Regions from separate parts of the Homo sapiens genome. Here region 1 is linked to region 2. The links are chromatin contacts, found by Hi-C or POLR2A ChIA-PET in ENCODE. All regions are on one chromosome and are shown on one strand. The core of a region is the stretch at or near the end of the contact, and the rest is flanking DNA. Distances in the headings are between cores, read along the strand shown. Region 1 holds the start of CARF (calcium responsive transcription factor). Region 2 holds the start of NIF3L1 (NGG1 interacting factor 3 like 1).

Evidence for each region. Hi-C counts contacts between places; a loop is a spot of excess contacts on that map. ChIA-PET counts read pairs that join two places held with the same protein, here RNA polymerase II (POLR2A). Pooled maps may share reads with other maps.
Region 1: a loop to region 2 is called in a map of naive thymus-derived CD4-positive, alpha-beta T cell, with 16 times the contacts of the local background. The contact joins the promoter of CARF here to the promoter of NIF3L1 in region 2. A Hi-C loop is called at or near these places in 1 of 168 maps with a recorded cell type or tissue (naive thymus-derived CD4-positive, alpha-beta T cell) and 7 of 50 pooled maps. POLR2A ChIA-PET finds 5 or more read pairs at or near these places in 1 of 52 experiments (naive thymus-derived CD4-positive, alpha-beta T cell).

What each region holds. Positions count from the first base shown.
Region 1 is chr2:202,909,237-202,914,108 of GRCh38, reverse strand. It overlaps CARF (calcium responsive transcription factor), which reads right to left and starts at 1,834. Exons shown (of 17, transcript NM_024744.17): 1 at 1,007-1,834. WDR12 (WD repeat domain 12) reads left to right here and starts at 2,436. Exons shown (of 13, transcript NM_018256.4): 1 at 2,436-2,673. The coding sequence starts at 2,633. RefSeq lists enhancers at 1,554-1,603, 1,704-1,903, 1,944-2,093, 2,104-2,253.
Region 2 is chr2:200,885,548-200,890,620 of GRCh38, reverse strand. NIF3L1 (NGG1 interacting factor 3 like 1) reads right to left here and starts at 1,250. Exons shown (of 7, transcript NM_001369441.2): 1 at 969-1,250. PPIL3 (peptidylprolyl isomerase like 3) reads left to right here and starts at 1,544. Exons shown (of 7, transcript NM_130906.3): 1 at 1,544-1,665; 2 at 2,936-3,008; 3 at 4,849-4,923. The coding sequence starts at 3,006. RefSeq lists enhancers at 467-716, 975-1,719, 1,607-1,856, 709-1,908, 1,977-2,026 and 1 more.

The DNA of each region.
Region 1 (4,872 bases), core at 585-3,084, 2.0 Mb before region 2:
ATCAGCTATCCTAGGTACTGTTTGGAGGCAACACCAAACACGACACATAAATCATTGTTGAAAAAAACCGTAAAACATAATGCTGGGTATTTAGTTATGTTGAATGCTAAAACTAATCTTTCCTTAACTAAAGGTCTCCGTCAAATGAAAAGTGTATTTTAGTCAAGTCAGGATTTCTGTTTTGCAAACTGAAAGTCTTATATTATTAAGCATATATTCAGGTTATTTTCCTGATCATAATTTTCAAATCAAATTAAGATCAAACTCTACTGTCAGGTACTGTATATTCTCATTTTGATAAATTTCAAATTAATGATAAAAATGTATTAACCTGCTGGTCAATTATACATTTTATAAATATATTTTAACCAATGACATATTACCAGTAAGTACAGATTCAACGGCAAGATTTCATTAAGAAAGTGTTTCAAGCTTCAGATGCCCAAGACTTATTTAATGTGTAAATCCTCACCACTACAATAACCACATGGTTAAACGATCACCACTTCCATTAGCAAGCTCAAGCCTAATAAGTGATCTCCTGGGACTTCAGCACAGAGGTTTTCTAATTTTATTCCTCCACTCAATGTGGCTATTCTCCCTTATCTATTCACGCTGGCAAAGCTTCTAGTTAAACTGGAATTAGTAACTATTTGATGATAATAATTAACATATACTGAGTGCTTCCGATGCCGCAGTTAATTCTTATAGTTGATAAAAGTGTGGCACAAAAAGGTTAATCAAGTAGCAGAGGCAGGATTTGAACCCAGGAATTCTGGTTCCAGGGCCCGGATTCGGAGCTACAAAGGTGAGTAAACTGAAAAGAGTCCTACTTTTATTGTCATTGCTCTCTAATAAAAATTATTTTTTCTTCCAATTGTTTAAATCTCTTCTCATTCTCTATTTAAATATTAGGCGTTCATTTAAACATTAGGCGTCTACCTTACAGTAGGACATCTTTAAACAACGTAAAAAAGGAAAGCTTTGTCTTCACCTGCACACATACCGGTCTGCCCATAAATTTTGCAATCCAGTTCTGCCTGATTCTAAACTGCTTGTCTCTTGAAGCGAATGCCTTAAAAAGTGACATTGGGATCAGGATAGTTATCTCCATCCATCCTCCCTCAGAAAAACAACTATATTAGAGTAATTCTTGGGACCATTGAGAACAATACACAGGCCTTTGGGTAACTTCAAGACAAAAAAGGCAAAAAGTCGGGGAGAAGGTGTGGGAGGATGATTTTCCCCTTCTAAACGTAAGGTATAAAAGGGCTCAGAAAGCGGAAAAAGAACCCTAAAAAGCAAGGTGCGGGACGGCGTGAGGGACCACACATTGGGCGCTCCGCCCAAGGGGTCCGGCTCCTTCTCCGCGGCGATGGCGCGTCCTTGGGCTCAGCAACCCTCCTGAAGACACCTAACCTCCTCCTTCTCCAGCCTGCCCCTCTGGGGCCTGCGAGCCCCGTCCCGGGCCGGGGGTCGGAAGCCGTGCCATGTGGGACCCCGAAAAGGCCCCCAAGCTTGGCGCGGAAGGCGCCGCCAGTGACCGGCTGCGGCTGGGGGCGGAGGCCGGCAGTTGCTCGGAGCTCCGGCGGGTCAGGAGGTGACGGGAGGAGGAGGAGGCAGGAGGAAGACGGGGGGTTGGGAGGTAGCGTCCGGTAGGTCTGCGCAGACAGCGCTGCCAGACCTCTGACTCCCCCAGTCCTGCCGCCGCCGATAGCCCCACAAGGCGACATGGGAAGTCCGCCGGAGCAGAGGGGAGAAAATTCAAAACGAGTCTACTCAACCTCGTCTTGGCTCCGAGGCCCCGCCATGGAGACCAGCATAATGCGCAGGCGCGCCCCACCGGGAGCGCGCAGAGCAGTCCCACGACAGTAGGACCACTATCGGCCACCGTCGACCGTTTCCTCTCTCATCCGTTCTTTTCTTTGTATTTCCGCCTCTCGCCTCTCTCTAAAAGCCGCAGTTAGAGGCGAGATTTAGGAAAAACCTCTGCCGAGTGAGCCTCTGGTTGGGAATATGTATGAGAAAAAAAAACTGGCAAGGCGTTAGTCAAGCAAAGCTGAAGGCAGAGGAAATTTGATATCTGGCTGGAGTCTAGAGGATTTAATGCAAATAAGATACTCTGAGGGCAGCGTGGCAAAAAAAGACTACAATTCCCGGTGGTCACAGCGTTTGAGAAGCGATGCTTTCTGAGACTTGTAGTAACTAGGAGCTGTGTTTGAACTATCCAGGCTCAGGACAGCCTCTTGAAAAAAAATTTTTTATTAATAAAGCGGATTTGAGTGGGATCTTTTTCCTAATCGATTACGGGCCCACACGTATGGGAAGAATTCTAACAATGATTAAAGGGACATGCTACCTTTACGACTATCCTTTTCTAATCGATGACTCCTAAATCTAGGAGTAGGTAGTCGATGTTTGTGGTCTGGGCGTCTGTAGAAGGGCAACCTCGTGCTTTCTGCAGAGGAGACCGGAGGGCAGAAGGCAGAGTCCAGGCTTAGACTGCAGTTCCTCGCTTACCTGTGCAGTCTAATTTTGAGCTGCCTCTTTGTAGTCTTAAAAGGCAGGAGCTTCGTGTTGTGGGTCTGCTAACCCGTACGTTTCCGTGGGCAAGTCGTGTGTACTCCTCGCCATGGCTCAGCTCCAAACACGCTTCTACACTGATAACAAGAAGTAAGTAAGCGTTCCAGCCTTCTCTCCCTTCCCCAGGTTCCTTTCCGACCACCCCTTTGGTATGACCTTGTGGATCCCTGGTTGTTTCTGCTGTCACCCCCACCCTTTTTTCTGAGATTACCTGCTTTCTAACCAGCTTCGTAGGTTCTATATAATTTGAATTGTGAGTGTGGAGGAGGCTGAAGGGCTTCAGGTTTGCTTTCTGAATGAAACATTTTATATGTGTAATTTAAAAATGAACAGTGGGCCTTGTTATAGGGTGTCTGCTAGTGGTGGTTCACAGTTTTTGAAAACGGAAAAAAAGTTTTTGAAAATGAAAAAACATATTTACCATTTATGTATATCTATATAGATATATAAACATTTTAACCAGTGGTCTCAAGGTCTGTTAGCACTCATTCGAAAACTAATTATATGCTGCCTTGTGGTATATATTGCATTGTTAGCTTTCTTTGTGTTTGCCTGGTCTCTTCCAACTATATTGGAAGTCTCTTGAGGGCAGGGACTATATATTAATTAAGCTTCTTGGATTGGCTGAGTCAACAAAAAATGTCAAATTTTTCAGTGAAAATGATAATATTTGTCGTGTTAATAAGCTAAAGTTAGCCATAAACTAGGAAACTCCCACCTGAGTTACATCTGTGGTTTTGTTTGTAGCTTTATGAGGAGAGCTAGTAAATCATCTTCTCTCCCCTTGTGTTGTTGCTGAAAGTATACATAAATCGTATTATCAATGCACCTGAGTATATGTACTTACTTACATACATTGCCTTAATACTTCTCTAGGAATGTGGTGATGCATTAACATAACCACTGTGTTTTTTAATTGAAAGTAGGTTTTTTTGTTTTTCTTAAAATAAAATTTTTTGAAATATGTGGGGCTTTTTTTTGTTTGTTTGGTTTGGTTTTTTTGGAGACAGAGTCTCACTCTGTTGCCCAGGCTGGACTGCAGTGGTGGGATCTTGGCTCACTGTAACCTCTGTCTCCCGGGTTCAAACAATCTTCCCGCCTCAGCCTCCAGAGTAGCTGGAATTACAGGCATGTGCCACCAAGCCTGGCTAATTTTTGTATTTTTAGTAGAGACAGGAATTTGTCTTGGTGGCCATGCTGGTCTCGAACTCCTGGCCTCAAGTGATCCGCCCACCTCGGTCTCCCAAAGTCCTGGAATTACAGGCATGACCCACTGCGTCCAGCCTTGAGATAATTGTTGATTCACATGAAGTTGTAAGAGATAATAGGCCACTGTGTTTTAACCCCTGAAATGAATGGATACATGTCATATGTGTGTGTGTGAATTTAGGCCCTCCAAAAGGTAAAAAAATGTAGAAATTAAAATTCTTTGCCGAGTGCTGTGGCTCATGTCTGTAATCCCAACAGTCTGGGAGGCTGAGGAACGCAAATCGCTTATCTCAGGAGTTTGAGACCAGCCTGAGCAACATGATGAAACCCCGTCTCTACCAAAAATACAAAAAATTTGCCAGGCATGGTGGTGCCCACCTGTGGTCCCAGCTACTTGGGAGGCTGAGGTGGGAGGATCTCTTGAGCCTGAGAGGCAGAGGTTGCAGTGAGCCAGGATCAATGCAACTGCACTCCAGCCTGGGGAACATAGTGAGACTCTATCTCAAATAAATAAATAAATAAATAAATAAATAATAAAATTCTTGCTTTTTCTTTTTGCTTAATATTATGGTCAGTAAAATGGAGGCGGGGGGCTAATATAATTGTCACACACACACACAAGAATATACATATATGTGAATTATATACATAAATATATAGCTATAGCCTTATTGCTCAAAGTGTGGTTTGAGGATCATCAGCATCATATTTGCAAAGTTGTGCAACCATCACCACAGTCAATTTTAGAACATTTTTCATCATCCTTGAGCTGTTTGTTAAATAATACCCCCAGCCCTAGGCAACCACTGATCTACTTTCTAGCTCTGTAACTTTCTCTCTTCTGGACGTTTTGAATAAATGGAATTATATAATGTGATCTTTTGTGACTGGCTTCTTTCACTTACTATGATTTTTAAAAAATGGTTTCATTATATCATAGTATATATTAGCACTTCATTCCTTTTTGTGGCCAAATAATAGGCCATTGAATGGAGGTACCATATTTTTCCATTCATCAGCTGGTGGGCATTTAGGTTGTTTATACCTTTTAGCTATTATGAATAGTTGTTATGTGAACAC
Region 2 (5,073 bases), core at 1-2,500:
AAAGATAATGCTGTCAACCCCATTCTTAAACTTACCACTTATAAACACTTTTTGAAGAAAAACATTTCATAGTATGCACAATAAGAAAGCATAGCCAACTGTAAATTTGATGAAATATCCATAAGTCAATTATTCCAAAAGCAATTTTTCAACATTTCTATTTAATGAGATGAAGATGCTTGTTTAACACATTATTTGAAGTGATACAGGGTCTCCAAAAACCACTCGAGGTCTTGGAAGTTTGTTTTTGTTTTTTTCTTTTTGACACAGGGTTTCACTAGGCGCCTAGGCTGGAGTGCAGTGGCGTGATCTCAGCTCACTGCAGCCTCGACTTCCTGAGCTCAAGCAGATCCTCCCACCTCAGCCTCCTGAGCAGCTGGGACTACAGGCGCTAAACACCACACCTGGCTAATTTTTGTATTTTTAGTAGAGATGGGGATTCGCCATGTTGCCCAGGCTGGTCTCAAACTCCTGCGCTCAAGTGATCCACCTGCCTCGGCCTCCAAGAGTACCGGGATTACAGGGGTGAGCCACTGCGTCCGGCCTTGAAAGATCTTCTAATGGTCCTCATAGTACTCCATTCTCCAGCATTTTCTACATCTGGCAAGCTCGAAAGTGAAACCCTAGTGGGCCATCATGCAGGTTTTGAGTTATTTACTGTTACAGATGAGGAAACTGCGAAGCTACATGGCCACAGTCAACAACGACAACAGAAGGCAACATAGTATGGCGGTTAAGAGCACCGACTCTGAAGCCAGCCTGAATCCTAGAGCCAGAGCTGTGCAACAGCAGGTAAATGACTTATCCTGTGCAGTTTCCTCCTTAATGGAAATAGTGCCCAGGCCACAATATCGCGAGATTTACACGTAAAGCTGGAAACAACTCCCGTCCTAGAGTAAGCACTGTTTACTATTAAGCAGCATCAGTAGGGCCCCTTTGCAACCTGCAAACCGCTCCCTCGACGTTACCTCATCTATGCCTCATTTCAGTGCCACTTCAGGCCTTTTCCAGGACAGTGAAAAACCACGAGACACAGCCAGTTAAGTCTGAGTCAGGACCCCTGTCCCACTAGTGCGCTGTGCTCTGGTGCGGCAGGGCAGTTTTCTGACCCAATCTCCTCTTCTGCTGTCCTCTGCAGCACCAAGATAACAATCACAGCCGGCCCCAACCGGCACCTACCGCGAAGGTCACAACTACACTCGCGGGTTTTTAAATCGCCCACTACTCACCAGTCCCGGAAACTTCTCTGCGTCACTTCCGGTCCCGCGTCGGCGCTCCGGATGCTGTGGCACTTGGCTCCCCGTAGCGGGAGAGCTGGGCGGAAGTGGTCCTTTCCGTTTGGCAGCCGAGTGTAAAGCATTGCTTGAGGTTGCCCAGGTAGTTTCGCCTTACACTTCTTGTCCCAGTGCAATTATTAGTAGAGCTCCCTTTCACTGTCAAATTTCCGGTTGGGGATAAATTGCATTGTCGTTTTGGTTTGAGATAGGAAGATGAGGGGAGGAAGGAGGTGAGGCGGTAAGGGGCGTTCTCTCTCTTGGGTCCCGCGCCCAACTTCCGCTGGCCCAAAGAAACTATAATTTTGAACCAACAGACCTCTGCTGGCATCTGCGATTGCATTTTTCCTGTTTTAACAACGGCTGTGCTAGACGAAGTGGTGAAGCCCAAGTATGGAGTAACGTCATTAATTCTTTCATTCACTTATTCGAATGCTTGCTGAGTTCTGTGTTGCTACTGGTTTAGTTCTTGGGATACTGCGAGTGAACAGTGGGCGGCGAGGCTGTTGTTGCAACGTCAGAGTAAAAGAAGGACCCTGCACGGCGGCCTCCCAGCACTTCGGGAGGCCGAGGCGGGCGGATCACCTGAAGTCAGGAGTTCGAGACCAGCCTGGCCAACACGGCGAAACCCCGTCTCTACTAAAAATACAAAAATTAGTCGTGCATGGTAGCGCGCGCCTGTAGTCCCACCTACTCGGGAGGCTGAGACACGACAATCACTTGAACCCGGGAGGCGGAGGCGGAGGTTGCAGTGAGCCGAGATCCTGCCGCACTGCACTCCAGCCTGGCGACATAGCGAGACTCCGTCTCAAAATGAAAAAAAAAGAGAAGTTCATAGTATATTAGTGATAAGTGCTGTGGTGGAAAAAAAAAAGTTCATAGTATATTAGTATAAGTGCTGTGGTGAAAAAAAAAAAAAGCGAATTTCATAGTATATTAGTGATAAGTGCTGTGGGAGAAGGAAATAGGAATGTCCTAGGGCTGAAGGGCTAAAGCAGTTCTGTGTAGGATTGTCAGGTCAGTTAAACTTGACATTTAAGCAGAAATTTGGAGGTGAGGAAATTAGCCGTAGAGATGTCTGAGTATAAGAATTCCAGGCAAAAGGGACACCCAATGCCTGGACCCTAAGGGAAGGTATCTGGGTTATTGGGGGACTTGCAAGGAGGCTCTTGAAGAAGAGCAAGCCGGGCAAGTAGGAGATTGGGAGGCTTGAATCGGGTAGGATATCTTCTATAGCCGGGTTTTTATTACCTAGGGGATGCCATTAGAGGATTTTTTTTTTTTTTTTTTTTGACGGAGTCTCGCGCTGTCACCCAGGCTGGAGTGCAGTGGCGCGATCTCAGCTCACTGCAGCCTCCGCCTCCTGGGTTCAAGTGATTCTCCTGCCGCAGCCTGCTGAGTAGCTAGGACTACAGGCGCCTGCCACCACACCCGGCTAATTTTTGTGTTTTTAGTAGAGACGGGGTTTCGCCATGTTGGCCAGGCTGGTCTCGAACTCCTGACCTCAAGTGATCCACCCGCCTCGGCCTCCCAAAGTGTTAGGATTATAGGCGTGAGCCACCACGCCCGGCGAGGTTTTTATTTAAAATGTTCAGTAAAGATGAGCGTGTGTGAGTTAAGACAGGAAAATGAGCCTAATTCTTTTTTTCTTTTGGGACTAGAGACTTATTTTTGAGCTCGCTGTAAGACTGAGAAATCACGTAGTCCTTCCTGAAACCACTAAGAGGAAAAATGGTAAGTTTTGAGCAATTTTTATCTAATGTCTTTCATTATAAGTAATTTTTAGAAATTCAGTCAAGGGCAATAAAAGTTCATGGAAATTGCAGTGGCAAGATGGAGAAATTGTATAATATAGAAGCACTTAATATGGAATAATTCTTTTAAAAAATACACAAAATTGCTTTAAAATTCTTTAATGTTGTCACTTAAAATGCACAGAATTTACCTTTTTTTTTTTTTTTTTTTTTGAGTTTCACTCTTGTCTCCCAGGCTGGAGTGCAGTGGTGTAATCTCGGCTCACTGCAGCCTCTGCCCCTGGGTTCAAGCGATTCTCCTGCCTTAGCCTCCCCGGTAGCTGAGATTACACGCGCCTGCCACCACGCCCAGCTAATTTTTTGTATTTTTAGTAGAGATGGGGTTTCGCCATTTTGGGCAGACTGGTCTCGAACTCCTGACCTCAGGTGATCTGCCTGCCTTGACCTCCCAAAGTGTTGGAATTACAGGCGTGAGCCAACTCGCCCAGCCAGAATTTACCTTTTATGGAGAAAGATTGATTACAAGATAGATAGAAATGGAAAGGGAGAGTTGAAGGAGCAGAAGAGAATAGACAGGTCTGACAATTTTAATTGGATTATTTTGCTCTAGATCTAAAGTGGGCAACTAGGCTGGGCACAGTGGCTGACACCTGTGATCCCAGCACTTTGGGAGGCGGAGGTGAGAGGACTGCTTGATCCCAGGAGTTCAACACCAGCTTGGGCAACACAGTGAGGCCCCCGTCTCTACTTTTAAAAAAACAATTAAATAAAGTGGGCAACTAGAACCTGAAGTAGAAAAAGGCAATGAGAATAGTGCCCTGCTTCTCCCACACACATCTTTAACCTGCTCATACTCTCTAACTGCTAGGCCAGGCGCGGTGGCTCACGCCTGTAATCTCGGCACTTTGGGAGGCAGAGGTGGGCCAATCACTTGAGGTCAGGAGTTCGAGACCAGCCTGGCCAACATGGTGAAACCCTGTCTCTACTAAAAATACAAAAATTATCTGGGTGTTGTGGCATATCCCAGTAATCCCAGCTACTTGGGAGGCTGAGGCAGGAGAATTGCTTGAACGCAGGAGGTGGAGATTGTAGTGAGCCGAGATCACGCCACTGCACTCCAGTGTGGGCGACAGAGCAAGACTCCACCTCAAAAAAAAAAAAAAGGAGAAATGAAAAAGGAACCCTCCAAATTGTTTTCTCCCTCTCTGGAATACAGTATCATATCAAGGGGTATACAGGTTACAGAAAAACAGGTACAACAAAAACAAAAAGCAAGCAAGAAAGCACTGTGGTTATCTCTGCACATTTAAGATTTAGAAACACTGACACTTGTTATATTTTTGTTAGTCGAGAAAGGAATTATTTTTTAACCCTATTTCTCAGAATTAAATTACCTAAGGAAAATGGTGGAAATTATGTTTTGAAAAATCATTTTCTCATCATTTTTCTATAAATAAGGATGTTGGTGAATTGCCATGTACATCAATAATACATAACAATTGTTTTTATTTTTCTTGATAAAAAATTCAAAGTTAAAATAATTCTTTCCATCAAAATATTTACTTCCAAATTTTTGTCATGGATACTACTTAACCCTAACATTTATATTCTGGAGTTTTTTCTCTACTGTTGGGATCAATTTTGAGAAAAAAGTACAACTTAACCTCTAAGAGCTGCTTTGTGGATGGGTCATCTCTGAAGCAGTATTTCTGTCTGTTTTTATTCAGATTATCATCTTGAATATCCACACAGGGAAATAAACAATGCATAAAGTCACCTAAATAAATTTCATTTGTTCTCACATTTTCTCTCCTTTTTAGTCTGTGACACTGCATACAGATGTAGGTGATATTAAAATTGAAGTCTTCTGTGAGAGGACACCCAAAACATGTGAGGTAAGTACTATTATTTACATATTCAACATCAGTTAATACAACAAGATAAGCACTTTGGAATTGAATAATCTAACCTAAATAACAACAACAAAACTTTCTGTAAAACCATTGTTAGGGAAAACTAGCCATCCTAACTTCTGGCCTGATTTC